Linked DNA regions of Homo sapiens: region 2 is linked to region 1. A link is a contact called in ENCODE Hi-C data. All regions are on one chromosome and are shown on one strand. Each heading gives the region's core, a stretch centred on a gene start or an enhancer-like site at or near the end of the contact. The rest is flanking DNA. Distances are from core to core; before and after follow the strand shown.

The links. Hi-C counts contacts between places; a loop is a spot of excess contacts on that map. Pooled maps may share reads with other maps.
Region 2: a map of CD8-positive, alpha-beta T cell shows a loop between it and region 1 (4-fold over the local background). The contact joins the enhancer-like site here to the promoter of MATCAP2 in region 1. A Hi-C loop is called at or near these places in 2 of 168 maps with a recorded cell type or tissue (CD8-positive, alpha-beta T cell and naive thymus-derived CD4-positive, alpha-beta T cell) and 4 of 50 pooled maps.

What each region holds. Positions count from the first base shown.
Region 1 is chr7:36,364,492-36,369,109 of GRCh38, reverse strand. MATCAP2 (microtubule associated tyrosine carboxypeptidase 2) reads left to right here and starts at 1,870. Exons shown (of 7, transcript NM_001199706.2): 1 at 1,870-2,194. The coding sequence starts at 2,170. RefSeq lists a silencer at 2,121-2,220.
Region 2 is chr7:36,783,166-36,787,812 of GRCh38, reverse strand. No RefSeq gene overlaps it. Among named protein-coding and RNA genes, the nearest start is that of AOAH, 61 kb to the right of the region's middle. Within about 2 kb of position 2,757, at least 8 of the 41 ENCODE cell types and tissues checked have a DNase peak (open chromatin) inside an H3K27ac peak, as active enhancers do; they include CD8-positive, alpha-beta T cell, where a contact is called at or near this core.

The DNA of each region.
Region 1 (4,618 bases), core at 621-3,120:
AAACAAAAATCACTGCACTTGTGGAAATTTTATTCTAGGGATGGAGACAGACAACAGTCATGATAAATCAATAAAATATATAATAAATTAGATAATGTTAAGTGCTAAGTAAAAAAAATAAAGCAGAGAAGGGCTATAGGAAATATGAAGGAGTAGAATTTTAAATAGAGTGGCCAGGGAAGGGCTCACGAAGAGGTGACATTTGGATTAAGTCCTGAGGAAGTAAGGGAGCTAGTCCTGCGGATATCTGAGGGAAGAACATTCCACGCAGGGAGGATTCCAAGTTGCAAAGGCCTTGAGGTGAAATAGTGCCTGGAATTGAGGAATATCAAAGAGGCCAGTGTATCCATCGGGGAGGAAGTAGTTGGGGATGAGATCAAAGAGGTGACAGGAGGCTAGGTCATAAAGGACTTCACAGGAAAGGAAGCCACTGAAGATTTTGAACAGAGTGACATGATCTGATTTTTTCACAGGTTCACTCTGGCCAATGAGTTTTGAGAACAGTGTGAAAGAGGGTAGGGTGGGAATACAGAGACTGTCTAGAAGACTGCCATAATCCAGACAAGAGGTGGTGGTGGCTTGAACCAGAGTGGTAGCAAGTGGCTAGATTCTGGATGTATTTCGAAAACAGTAGTCACAGGATTTGAAGACAGAATATGAAGTGAGGTTATCCAGTTTTTGTGATATAGTTACATTTCCATTGTTCTCTCCTAAGTGATGAAAAAGACACAATTTCTCACAAGTTGCCTGTCATTCTCAGGGTGTGACGGTCCTGATATTCAACTTTCTTTTGTTCCTGAGTTTGAAAACACACCCCAATTATTTCCATGTCTTAGCCTTGAGGATGAAGAGAAAATTTAACTGTCTGAAGACTGACAGTTGCCAGCACTATCTCAGCTCCTCCTAAACTGTAAGCTCCGCTAGGCTTATTTCATTTCCCTTGATATCCTCAAAGCCTGCCTCAGAACCTTGCACACGTTAGGGTCTCAAAAAATGTTTGTTGAATGGTTTAGTCTACATTTCCCATTCCCACCGTACTTTTTTTTTTTTTTTAGTCTCACTTTGTCACCCAGGCTGGAGTGCAGTGGCGCGATCATGGCTCACTACATTCTCACCTCTCGGACTCAAGCAATCCTCCCACCTCGGCCTCCCGAGTAGCTGGGACTACAGAAGTGTGCCACCACGATTTGTTCACTTTTTGTGTTTTTAGTAGAGATGGGTTTTCGCCATGTGGCCCAGGCTGGTCTCCAACTCCTGGCCTCAAGCGATCCACCCGCCTTGGTCTCCCAAAGTGCGAGGATTACAGGCATGAGCCACCGTGGCCCGCCTCCCATGGTTATTGTAAAAGATTAAATTTTCATACTTGCTAATGTGAAAATGAATAATAAACTGAAAATAACATTCAGCCCCTATCAATTGCACAATCACAAGCTAAAATGTGAATTTCAGCATTAAGGATAGTATGCTGAGGTACCGTCAAGTGGTCATTGAGCCTCCTGCACTTTCCACTCTTACTAGCTCATCCTAAACGTGTTTTAGCTTCCCCGCACCTCGTAAGGGGAAGGACGGGTAGACTGGCTTTGCTATTTGCAGCTAGGGCCGAGTGTCACAGCGCACCATGGAGTTAAGTCACCTTTGAACGGGTACAAACGTCTCTGAAAGATCAGTCAATATGCGTTACCCACTGGCTGGAGACCCCAGCGCGCTCGCGGGCACAGCCACAAGCCCCGGAGGCACTGGCCCGCGCTGTGCACGCCGGGAGTTGTAGTTCCTCCCACTCTCTCTCGCCGCCCGCGGGCCTTCGTCGCACGAGCGCCCCCAGCGGCGCGCAGGCTCCGTGAAGCGCAGCGCGCGCGGACCCCGGGGGCAGTTTCCTAGCAACCGGCGGAGCGGCTACGTCACGGTGGCAGGTTCTAAGCGCTGCTGGGCACCGTAAGGCCGCCGTGTGTACCTTCCAGTAGCTACGGGCTGGTGGAAGCGCTGCTCACAGTCAGTGTCGGTACGTCTTCGTCCGCCCTTACCCTCCTTATCCTGCTCCAGGTAGCGGAGAGCCGCCTCCCGCCGCGCCCCCGCCACCGAGGCCCGGGTCAGAGGCTAGAGGCCGCCCGCCCCTGCGCGGCCCTTTCCCCTGAGCCCGCGGAGCCCGCCGCCCCGGGCCTCGGGGCGACGATGCTGGAGTCCATTCGCGTGACGGGTGAGTGCCGGGAAGGGCTGGCCGCGGCGGGGGTGCGGGGCGGACCGGGGTCCCGCCGCCCGGGGCTCAGGTAATGGTAGCCACCGGCTGGGCGCGCCGCTCGGGACTCCACCCTGCGCCCCGACCCCTTCGGGGCGCGCAGGAGGCGCTCGCGAAAAACCTGTGGAGGGAAGAGAGAAATCGGCCCCTTATCCTTTCGTCACTTATTATCAGTAAGTACCTGCTGTGGAATCTCGTGGAAAAGATTGTAATATTAGACCGGTTGCTGGTCTTACAAAGGTACAATCCAAAGATTGTTAAATCCTATTTCAAAACACGCTAGGTGTGTGATTAAGCTTCATAATTTTCTAGAATGTTCAGAAAAAATAAGCTAAGCGAAAGAACACATCTGTATATTTCATTATTTATACTGTGTATATTTGTGTGTGTATGCTTTTATTCTTAAACAGTGAGAACGTTTTGAGTTGATATTATTAATAGGCCATTTTACAGTACGGATTATACCAAGTGTAAAACATGGGTCTTTAAACAGACCCCAGGTCAGAAAGTCTGGAAGTTTACCTGCATTTTTTTAAATTCAGTTCAATCTCTGGGAGCACAGAACTTGACTCTTATTATTTGTAAATCGCTATGCGTGTTAGCTATTAAAAAAAACCTTACATAATATTAGAGTAATTTTCTAGGCCATTTTCCCAGCATTTGATTCTGTACGCAAACATTTCTGCAAGCAGGGTTTTGGCAGTTCAGAATTATGACGAAGAACAACGGAGTAAAGGGAAATACTCCTCAAACTAGTGCCAAAATAAAGCCGGAATTTTACATTTTAGAGCAATGCAGTACCTACCAGACTATTTTTCTGTGAGCATTCTAACTGAAAAACCAAACCTCTTTCCAGTGAAAATATTTATGATTTTAATTTTATACTGTTTTATTTCACGTTCAGTGTTATACGGAGTAGATTTGTGCAGTCACAAATCATGACGTTGCCACGATGTATATCATTTATGTTGACAGGAAACATAGTTCCAGGATCTGAGATCGAAAAGGCAACTTTAATTGGCATTAGAATTTTTAAAAATGTGATTTGATGTAGATGCTACTTTCATCTTAAAACACAATTAAAATGTCAAAAGTTACTTAAAAGTACCATACCTCCTAAATATGGAGCAAGGTTTCTCAACCTCCGCACCATTAACTTTGTTGTTGTTGTTGTTTTTGAGACGGAGTCTCGCTCTGTCGCCCAGGGTGGAGTGCAGTGGCGCTGTCTCTGCTCACTGCAATCTCCACCTCCCAGGTTCAAGCGATTCTCCTGCCTCAGCCTCCGAGTAGCTGGGATTACAGACGCATGCTACCACGCCCGCCGGATTTTTGTATTTTTAATAGAGACAGGGTTTCACCATGTTGGCCAGGCTGGTCTGGAACTCCTGACCTCAGGTGATCCTCACACCTCCGCCTCCCAAAGTGCTGGGATTATAGGCATGAACCACTGTGCCCAGCCTAGCACTGTTAACTTTGGACAAGATAGTTCTTCCTTGTGGGATGCTGTTCTCTGCCCCGCCCCCATAATTGTGACAACTAAAAATCACAATTGGGCAGGGGTGAGGGGTAGGGCAACATCTCCTTCTCCATGAGAATCAATGCCTTGAAGAAAAATATAGATTCTGTCACAGTGCACATTATTTCATTGAGAAATCACATAGATTAAAATTATTTTCCCAAACCATAACAATCATTGTAGAGATACAAATAAATTAATATTAGTATTAGAAAGTAGATACTATGATCAATTAGTCATGCAGAGTGATCTCTTGATATGTCAACATGTTGAGTTAGAAGTTTGAGAAGAGATACTTTAGAAAGTAGTAGACCCACTCCTCTTGTCTCATTTCCCTTCCTATAATTTAGTGGCAGTACATTTATGAATCCAACCCTGTATGTTTGCAAACCCTGAGGTAGACAATTTGGCAGTGAATTTCTATAGTACAATAAAGTTCAAATAGCCATTTGAGACCATGCAAGCCTCTAATTTACAATTCCTTTAAAAATAACTGGGTCATTTTTCAGACTACTTTCTCTCTTAAATATACTTAACTGCTTGAAATAATTCTAGAGCCCTGTGCCCAGCATTTCACTGCGATATCAGAAAAACCCAGTTTGGACAGCCAGAAACTTCATGTAGAGAGTTAAGCTGAAAACATGCCCTCCTCTCCCCTGGTCATTCCCTCACGATTCATTGATATCTGAGATGGCCATGTTCTTCTTTCTGGTTAGCAGAACTTGATTGTGGTAAGAGTACTGATGGAAATGTGTTCATTTTTTTTTCAGCTCTAAAAGTCGTTACAAATATAGAACAGACTCATTTTATATTTCAGGAATGAAGCAATTACTTGTTTCTGAAATCCTTCCTATATAATATCTTACCCA
Region 2 (4,647 bases), core at 1,508-4,007, 420 kb before region 1:
GAAAGCCTGCTTTAGAAGGTGTTATGGGATTTCCTGTGCCTAATATGGATCATGTGGGACATTCTCTAAGGCTGTGTTGTCCAATGTGATAGTCATTTGCCACCTGCGACTATTTAATTTTAAATAAATTAATAGTAAATAAAATTAGAAATTTAATTCCTTAGTTGCACTAGCCACATTTTAAGTGCACAATGGCCAGCTGTGGCTAATGGCCACCATATTGGACAGCAGAGAGTCATGGAACATTTCCACCATCTCAGAAAGGTCTTTTGGCCAATACTACTGCAAGATCTTCTCCTGGTCTGAAACCGTATTAACTATCTCAAGCTGTATGTAGTTCCTTGCACGTTATAAAAAAACAAATATTAAACCATGATTTTTAAAACAGATAAAATAGGGCATATTCATGAAACCATAAAAAATGGCCTTCTAAATTAGAATGCTTTGAATATAGTTGATGACATCTCCTCGTTAAGACACTGCTTTATTTGTTTATAGATCATTAAAACTGGGAAGAGGATAGGAACCTAAACCCAGAGTTGGCAAAGGCACTATCAATCGATGTTCAAGAAAAGGACTTGAGGGAGGCAGTTCTAAAATTGTAATCTAAACCAAAAGTTGTAGAATTTTTTAGTTTAAAATAGGATTTGAGTAATCTATTTTGGTTCTGAGTTGTATAATTCTTTTTAGGGGCCACAAAAGTCTTGGAGAATCTGGTAAAATGTGCTGATCCACATCAACAAGCAGATACACACAGAGACCATTTTCTTTTCTTTTCTTTTTTTTTTTTTTTTTTTTTTTTTTATTGTTGTTGTTGTTGTTGAGAGGAGACGGAATTTCACTCTGTCACCCAGGCTGGAGTAAAGTGGCACAATCTCAGCTCACTGCAACCACCGCCTCCTGGGTTCAAGCGATTCTCCTGCCTCAGCCTCCCCAGTAGCTGGGATTATAGGCACCTGCCACCACGCCTGGCTAATTTTTGTATTTTTAGTAGAGATGCGATTTCACCATGTTGGCCAGCCTGGTCTCAAATTCCTGACGTCAGGTGATCCACCCACCTCAGCCTCCCAGAGTGCTAGGATTACAGGCTTGAGCTACTGCGTCTGGACTACACAGACTATTTTCTATACAAGTTGATGTGATTCTTGGCTTCCTAAAGCCCCCTCTGTGTTCCAGTTGATCCCTACACACTACCCTCACTTCACAGATGAGGTAATTGAATGACTGAATGAATCAAGGGAAATGAGGAGTTAAGTGACTTGTCCACAGTTTACACAGCAGCAGGACCTCAAGCAGAGGCGGATATTCCAATTCTCAAGCCTTATCCATTCATTAAGAAATATCAGTTTATATAAAGTAGTAAAGGAACTAATCTAGCGTGTGCTATAAGATACACTTGTACTGTTTGAAGTTCTTCTGCTTGCCTTCTATGATGGGAGAGGATGGGGCAGTACTTAAAAAGAAAAGGAACAGCCTTCAAAGTTGCCAGAGGGTAGAATAGGGAACTACACACTCATTATCCACTCCGCAGACTGAGTTATGAAGCTCTGAACAAAGAAACATGTTCTATGATTTCTGATCTAGAATTTTTTTTTTTTTTTTACCAGAATGCTGCTTCTTTGGTGATACTCCATTGCCTTTCTCCAGACAGCACATTCTCAGTAATAATATGAACTCCTCACCTGATTTGATGGCCTCCATCCTTCTTATTAAGGCTTCGAGAAGCGCAGTTTGTGAATTTGCCTTTGAATAGCTCATTAGGTTATTTGCTTTTGTTCCGGACTCCTGTCTCCTCTCCTGTATTCTGCCTCCTTATTTGTGCTTTTTCTTTAAAGCCAAAAAAAAGCCTAGAAAACTCCCTTATGCAAAATTCCAAATTCAGCTGTGCTTTTACCCGTATACTTAATTATAAGAAGTCGTGCCCGCTCTATACTTGCGGCTTTTCACAATGTGCCATTATGTAGAACAGCAAGCAGAAGCAAAAGGTAGTGAACTTCATTGGCAGTCTAATCCGCACAGAGCTATTGCTATTGAAATGCTGTAAATAGAAATAATATTCAAGAAGAAAGAATTTGCCTCTAGGGCTGTGCCCAATAGATCTACTTACAAACCCCAAACAAAGCCTGTCGAGTCAAGTATACTTAGCCCAGTGTCTGGAACATAGCAATCCTTTTTAAAATATTTGTTGAATGAATTAACTGATTATTTTCATTTTTCCCCTCACCATTCATTCTCTGCTCTCCACCTTCCTTTGCCCACCTCTGTCCTGACCCCCGGGGCTCCTTATTTAGCTCTACTGCTGAGTGGCTTTCCACTGTCTACAGGCCATTGGAGGTTGGAAGGTGGAAGGAGAGACACATGAGGTTTCTCTTCCCATTTCCTCTCCTCCATGTTGCTCTGACATGGCTGTGCCCTCCACAGCTACAGCTTCTATGGTGGCCCCGCCTCCATGGCCCCACCTCTCACTGAGTTCCAGGAATATTATTTCCTCCTTTTTTCCCTTTAGGTTGAAGGAGTTCAGGAAATATCACCCTGAAATGTGCTGCTTGGTATGCTGGTTAGTTCCCACTGGGGGCACTTGAGGAACAGCAAGTACAGGGAAGGGCTTTCTCTGAACTTCCTTCAGAAGGAGTTCAGTTGTCATGACCTCCCTCCCTGGGGAACACAGGAGAGACTTGAGGTTGACACCATGCCCAGACAGACTGTCATCGCTTCCTCTGAGGGCTGCTCAGAGACGGCTGTTATTACCCGAGAGAGGTTTCGTCTGCAGAACAAGACACCCTCTACGCACCACACATTTCCTTCTCCACCCTCCCCTGCCCTGTGTGCTGCCAAGCCCCAGAAGCCCCATGTCCCTATTCCTTCTGTAGCTTAGGATGCTACAGAAGCTTCAATCATCTGACCCATCTTTCAGTCTCATATTTTGTGAAACTCCAGGCATATGTACATAATTAAAATGTTTTTTTCTCCTGTTAATTGGCCTTATATCAATTTAATTCATAGCCTAGCCAAAGAACCTAGGAAGGTAGAGGAAAGCCATATATGGCTCCCCTACGGGGTCTAAGCCTGTTAACAGCTTCCTACATTGCTAGTTCCTGGATGTCTTCACATCCTTTTGGTTCCTTCAACCCCACCTGCATCTCAATAAATCATCCATTCATTAAACTCTTTCACTGAACTAGATTAGTTAAGTTTTGGTTTTTTCCAGTATCCTGACCGATACAGTGAATAAATGAAATAGATATATAAATGAAAAGACTTGAAAACCGACTTTAAAGTAATTTTGAATATATTGTTTTTAACATGAAGGAATAAAGCCATAAACATAAAAAATTATTTCTCAAAATAATAAAATCTCAATTATTAGTTTTACCTAAATGTAAGTTATAGTATGCTCAAGTATACATTTATTTTTATATTACATATGCCAGGGGCCAGGGGCAGGTAATGTAATTGGGAAAACTTTTCCAAGTGTTAAGAAAAAAGCCACTACTAAGTGTCAAGAAAAAAACCACTACTAAGCACACTAATAAATGATGTCTGGCAATTAGCTCGTATATGCATTCTAGAGTAGAAGTTTGCTACACGCATACATGTATATATTTTGCAAAATAGTCTTCATCAGTCATAAAAGTGATAGATGTTGCCTGGTATATCATCTGGGGTCCAACTTCTCACAAAAAGCAAAAACCTTTTTACACCATAACTACGTGGTTTTAGGAAGGTGGGCCCCAAGGTGGGGGGTCAACATAGGTATGTTCTGCTTTCAAGTTACAGGTAGAAGCCATTTGCAGACACCTCATAATCAAAAGAACCGGTCCTCAATCCAGAACCAAGACTTGAATTACTGGAGTTTAGAAGTGTTGAAAACTAGAGTTCGAGCCGGGCACGGTGGCTCACGCTTGTAATCCCAGCACTTTGGGAGGCCAAGGTGGGTGGATCACGAGGTCAGGAGTTTGAGACCAGCCTAGCCAACATAGTGAAACCTTGTCTCTACTAAAAATACAAAAAATTACCCAGGCGTGGTGGCAGGCACCTGTAATCCCAGCTACTCAAGAGGCCGAGGCAGGAGGATCACTTGAACCCGGGAGTCGGAGGTTGCAGTGAGCCATGATAGTGCCATTGCGCTCCAGCCCAGGTGACAGTGCAAGACTCCATTAAAAAAAAAAAAAAGAAAAAAAGCTAGAGTTCTCACCAGAGTTTGGGTGACAGAGGCCTAAGCCACTAGCCTGGTGCTGAATGAATGCTCTCTCTGCCATCTCACAGACACCCTCTCCCTAGCATGCCAGCACATGCTAGTTTTTACCCTCGCTTTCTCTCATGATAGTACATAACATCTTTCTTATTTTAAAAGTAAGAGATATCCAACATAGAAAAATACTACAGAGTTAAAAATAAGCAAAAGAAAAATAAAACTTAAAACGACCCATCATCTTTCTATATTGAGATAACCAGTTCTAGCAGTTTGGTGTCTCTCCTTGAACAGGCAAATGATTAATGGCAGACTAGGGGAAGAGATGATAAGTGGATATTTCCCAGCAAGAACTTAATCAAGTGTACATGTTTTATAACTTGCTGTTTCACTTAATATGCTTTAATCCCTCTCCGGGTTATTGCCTGCCCTTCTACAGCATCATTTTTATAACT